Regions from separate parts of the Mus musculus genome. Here region 1 is linked to region 2. A link is a loop called in an ENCODE intact Hi-C map of the cell type or tissue named here. Cell type or tissue: gastrocnemius. All regions are shown on one strand. Links, peaks and the distances in the headings refer to the core of each region. The heading gives the core; the rest is flanking DNA. Region 1 has its middle 4.2 kb from the start of Rab1a. Region 2 overlaps Gm12031 (a long non-coding RNA gene).

The links. A loop is a pair of places that touch in the nucleus more often than their neighbours do. Peaks named below come from ENCODE experiments on the same cell type or tissue, not always from the same donor. Only the 100,000 strongest peaks of a DNase experiment are listed, where the experiment ranks them.
Region 1: a loop joins it to region 2, with 2.4 times the contacts of the local background. A loop is called at or near these places in 18 of 42 quality-filtered maps.

The regions. Positions count from the first base shown.
Region 1 is chr11:20,195,806-20,198,623 of GRCm38, forward strand. No RefSeq gene overlaps it. Among named protein-coding and RNA genes, the nearest start is that of Rab1a, 4.2 kb to the right of the region's middle. In gastrocnemius, for the core only: no CTCF peak of the experiment used is centred there; no DNase peak of the experiment used is centred there; H3K27ac peaks cover 798 bases.
Region 2 is chr11:20,142,704-20,145,521 of GRCm38, forward strand. Gm12031 (a long non-coding RNA gene) reads right to left here. Exons shown (of 4, transcript XR_872276.2): 4 at 2,694-2,818. It also overlaps the pseudogene Gm12030. Among named protein-coding and RNA genes, the nearest start is that of Actr2, 31 kb to the left of the region's middle. In gastrocnemius, for the core only: a CTCF peak has its summit at 1,196 (motif pointing right); no DNase peak of the experiment used is centred there.

The DNA.
Region 1 (2,818 bases), core at 195-2,694, 53 kb after region 2:
ACATTAATAATTGCTTGGTTTCAGACCCCAGGACAAGGGGCTGAGGTACATATTTTTACATACCAAAGCAGACCTGGCCTCTAGGTTCTCTCAGCATCCCTGAGTCCCTACCTAGCATACCTGCCCTCAACCTTGAACTTTCCAGCCCAGGGCTGGGCTGCCCTTCCCTCAGAGGCTCCTCCCTATCCCTATATAACACAGATATTTTGGTCTCTTCTCTCTTCCTCTTTCTCTATCCCTCCTTCTCTCTTTGCACATGTGTTCTTTCTTTCTTTCTTTTTCCCCTTTCCTCTCTCTCTTCCCATGGTGACTTACCTGGCCCGCTTCCTTGGTGGGCTGAGAACTCACCTGAGAGCAGCTTTCCAATAAACCTGCATTTAATATAATCTAATCTGGCTTGTATTGGCTCATTTCACTGACAGAGAAATAATTTATCAGTAGTAGTAGTAGTAGTAGTAGTAGTAGTAGTAGTAGTAGTAGTGTTTGTTTTTCCTCTAAATAAAGCTGGATGAACAAACTCATTTGGCCCAGTTAAATGGGCCAACTCTAGTTCCACAGTCTTTCCCAAGACCATCGCTTAGCTTTAAAGCATTTCCTGCCTCATGTTGCCTGGAAGGTGAGTTCCAAAGCCCAAGTCTAGCTTTGTTCCCCTTTGACAGATTTCTATTTTGGCAGGCTTTCTCTGGGGGGTATGTGAGGGGCATTGAGCAGGGCCTTGCACAAGCTAGTAAGAGCTTTCTCTCCCATTGAGTCTCATCTCTAGCACCCAGGGTGTGCGTGTGTGCATGTGTGCATGTGTGGAATCCACAGCAGCCAGCTCGGTCTGTCCTCACAGCACAGAGCCTTCCTTCTCTACTCCATTTCGTTCTGTTCTCTCACTTTGCTGGGGCCTTGCACCCTGTTGGCAGGTGAGCTGGATATTTTTGTTATTTTTAGCTCTACCCTTCCCTGCAAACTGGCAGATTTCATCTCCTTTAGGAATCTTTCCTCCTCTCTGTTCCTGGTAGATTCCTCTGGACTGGACAGACATGCTCTTACCATAGGCGTCTCTTTAACAGTTCCACAGTTAGCTCTGCACCTCACACTCCTCTGAGTGCTGCTCTGCTTGTCGCTGACTAGTCTAAGCTTCGCAGTAGGCAGGGGCTCCTCATGACCTCACCTAAGCCCAGGCATCTCTTATCTTAGCTCCTCAAGAACTTGGACTAGTAATCTTTAACTCAATGGGCACGTTCCAAGTTAAGTGGCTTCTTCTCTCCAATTTCTGCTGATCAAAATTTCACTCTTTTTTCTTTCTTCTGACCTTGTTCATACCAGTGATCTAGCTGAAAATACCAAAACCATTTTCCTCTATAACTTCACGTAGTTCTTACCATTTTCTAAATGCCTGATTTATAATTGACAACTGAGCTATATTACAAGAATTTTCTCCTGTTGGGAAATGTCCACCCCGCTCCCTTGCTAAGATCCCAAGGACAAGGAGCTCAATCCTATACTGGACGTACACACTGAGCATAGGGGTGGTTACTGACAGGAAGGTAGATACAAAGCTGCACTGCAAAGTCTTTACCTAGCAGGGATGGTGACTCCCCACTAGCCACATGGATGGAGCCCCCTACCTTAGTCTTCACATACACTTTAGGCCCTCCCTGAGATCACCAGGCAACATGCAATTAGGGCAAAATTTCATACAAGTAGGTGGAGAGTGTCTGGATACTGGACACTTAGGCTGGAGTCCCATGGCCCTTCCACCCCTTCCATTCATGAAGGAAGGTCAGACAATGGAGAAGTCCAGTTGGGATGACCTTTTGCAAACAGGCATAGCTGAAGCATAGAGATGGCTGCTGGTTTGCTCTGAGGGTAGTGCTATGCAGTAGCATACAATTTATATATAAGTAAATTACAACTTTAGTTTTTAATGAAATCTTGTTGTGGTTATTGTTGTGGTGGTGTGTGTGTGCATATGTATATATCACAGCACACCTGTGGCAGCCAGAGGTCAACTCTGAGGAGCCAAATCTCTCTTTCCACGTTTAGATGGTTTGGGGAACAAACTCAGTTTGCCAGGCTTTCATGCCAAGTGCCATGAGCCATCTTGCTGGTCCTAATTTATTTATTTATTTTTTTAAATGTATAGGACTGTGAGTTCTTTTGGCGATGTTGGGACTCAAACCCAAGTGACCTGGGCTTTGACAAGTGTGTATAGTTATATAACTAGCCATCATTACAATGAAGATACAGGCTATTTCCATCAAATCAAAAGCATGCATCCTTTGTGTCTCTTTTCAGAGAATCCCTCCTATCCTTCATTCCTAGCAGTCTCTAAAGGCCACACCCTTTAAGTGTCTTTTTGCACTTTCCCCTAAGGGCCTCACCTGTATTCTCAGGACTTTCTAACTGAATTGTAATCTCCTTAAAGACAAAGAGCTGCAATCTTCAATTTAATATTATTTAAGCATACATTTCAAGTGCAGCCAGGCATGGTAGGGTGTGCTTGGAATCACAGAACAGGGAGCTGAGGGGAGTTCAAAGCCATCCTCAACTACACAGTGAATTTGAGGCCAGCCTGAGTTCCATTCCATGAGAACCTATCTCAAAATAGCAAAACAAACCCACCCTGCTCCCCGAAAACCCAGATCAAGGTCCACATACAGTTACTAAGTACTGTGTCATGTATATCTGAAAAAGAGTGGGAATGAGGGAGAAAAAAGAGAAAAAAGAAGGGAAAACCCAGAAGGGCTGCAGAGAGATCAGAAGGTAGAGGTGCTTGTTGCCTGGTATTCTGAGCTAAATCTCAGGATCCATTTGCTGAGACAATCAA
Region 2 (2,818 bases), core at 217-2,716:
ATGGCAGCCAGTGGGCAGCAGCACAACATCGGGATGGTGGTCATCCGAGGAAACAGTATCATGTTAGAATCCTTGGAAAGAGTCTGACCAGTGTTCAGCAGTGTGTACACATCCCTCCCCAAAGGCCTGTTTGATTGTGATCTAGAATTAGGTCATGGACATTCTCATATAATACTGTTTGCTAAATAAACTTTTTTGATACTCAAAAAAAAATCTTAAAAAAAAATAGATTAAAAAAAAATAAGCCGGGCGCGGTGGTGCACGCCTTTCATCCCAGCCCTCGGGAGGCAGAGGCGGGCAGATTTCTGAGTTCAGGCCAGCCTAGTCTACAGAGTGAGTTCCAGGACAGCCAGGGCTATACAGAGAAACCCTGTCTCGAAAAACCAAACCAAAAAAATAAATAAATAAATAAAATAAAAATAAAACAAAACAAAAAACATAGGACTGGTGAATTGGCTCAGTGGTTAAGAGCACTTGTTCTTATAGAGGTCTCAGGTTCACTGTGTGTGTAGGAAGAGGGGTGCACATAAAATAATAAAAAAGGCAAGGCATGGTGGCACACACCTTCATCCCAACACTTGGGAGACAGAGGCAGGCAGATCTCTGTGTGTTCAAGTCTAGCCTGACCTACATAATAATTTTCAGTACAGCCAGAGCTATGTAGAGAGACCCAGTCTCAAACACACACACACACACACACACACACACACACACACACACACACACACTGTAGCTCAGGGCAAAGGGCCTCCAGAGCATACTCCATGAGAAGGAAGAGGAGGAAGAAGGCTGCTTAGGAGTGTGTGACTGGGATATGTGGGGATCAGCAGGCTAGAGGTGGCATTCTGCTTCATGTCTCTGAACTTTATGAATTCATAATTCATAATTATGAATTCAGCAAGTTGAGTAAGAATGATCTGAGTTTTGTTTTGTTTCTTAAGAATGATCTGAGTTTTGTTTGGCTTCTTTGTTTTGTTTTGGTTTTTTTGAGACAGGGTTTCTCTGTATAGCCCTGGCTGTCCTGGAACTTACTCTGTAGACCAGACTGGCCTCGAACTCAGAAATCTGCCTGTCTCTGCCTCCCGAGTGCTGGGATTAAAGGTGTGTGCCACTGTGCCTGGCTTATTTTTTAAGATTTTGTTTACTTTATGTATGTGAGTACACTGCCGCTGTCCTCAAGTACACCAGAAGAGGGCATCAGATCCCATTACAGATGGTTGAGAGCCACCATGTGGTTTCTGGGAATTGAACTCAGAACCTCTGGAAGAGCAATCAGTGCTCTTAACTGTAGAGCAGTCTCTCCACCCCCTGAGTTTTGTTTTTTTGTTTATTAAGATTCAATCTTTTTCTGTAGCCCTGGCTGGGTTTGACCTTTAATTCGCTCAGTATTTTATTATGTATTTATTTACTTACTTATTTATTTGCTTGTTCATTTACTCAATTTATTTTTTTATCCTTTTTTTTTTTTTTTTTTTTTTTTTTTTTTTGGCTTTTAGAGACAGGGTTTCTCTGTATAGTCCTGACTGTCCTGAAATTCACTCTGAAGACCAGGCTGGCCTCAAACTCACTGACTTTCACCTGCCTCTCCCTCCTATGTGCTGGGACTAAATGCTTGTGCCAGCATGTCCAGCCTATACTGTGCTCTTTTGAGTGTCTCTATAGTTTGATTAAAAACTCACTTAAAAATGCTCCTATCACCAGTGTATGCCTAGCATTCACTTTTCTTTTCTCTCATTTTTTAAAAGATTTATTTTATTTTTTCCCATTTTTTAATGATTTATTTATTTTTATGTGCATTGAGTGTTTTACTTGTGTGTGTCTTTGGGAATGTGTGTGCGCGCGTGCGTGTGTGTGTGTGTGTGTGTGTGTGTGTGTGTGTGAATCTATTGCTGCCTGATCTAGAACTGGAGTTAACAGACAGTTGTGAGCTGCTATGTAGATGCTGGGACTTGAATTCCAGGTACTCTGTCTGGAAGAGCAGTCAGTGTTTTTAACTGCGGAACCTTCTCTCCAGGTCTTGCCTAGCATTCTCCAGGGCCTGGATTCAATCTCCAGCCCTGGGAGGGGTGCAGGGGAGCCCACATGAATGGTCTCAGTTTTGAGATGTATACAATCTGTTTCAAACAGTGTCCAAGTGTGATCTTGTCTCTTTGGTCCCTTTTCTTTTTTCTTAAAAGTTCTATCAGAGAGGTTATACTATTATCAGCGCAGAGAAGATTATCCTTTGCTGCCTCAAGTACTGTGAGCAATATGCTTACGTTCTAGAATGATCTGCTGACACAGCATTGAGTGACATTATCAGTGCAATAATTAAGTCTTTTGCAAAAAGGAAAAAAAATGCATCGTGGCAAAGGCACATGGCTTTTACCCCAGTTAGATCAATTATTAACCTAGGGACTGTGTTGTGCAAAGTATTTCACTAACCTTATAGGCAAAGCTACAAAGCAAAGAGACTGTGGCTCTTACTCTCTCCGAAAGAGGAGAAGAGAGAAATTATTTGGTGGGGAGTTCTACTTGCCCTGGGTTCCCTGTTCAGATTTTGGTTCTAGTCACTAAATAATCTGCATAAAAACAAACTGTAGCCGCCTGTGGCCACACTAACTGGGTTCCTGAGTGGGAGGCCGGAGTTGTATGGGAAAGAACTGTGAGAGAAATAATGGAGGCCAAGACATGTTTCTGTTCAAGGCCCCAAAGTTTACTAAGAGTCTGTACTTATAAAGAGGGGCCGCCCATCCCCATCCCACCATTCCTCCCCCGCCCCCCCCAAACAATCCATTCTTGGTGCCCTTCGCCAGCCAGTAGGTGATCGGCTGGATGC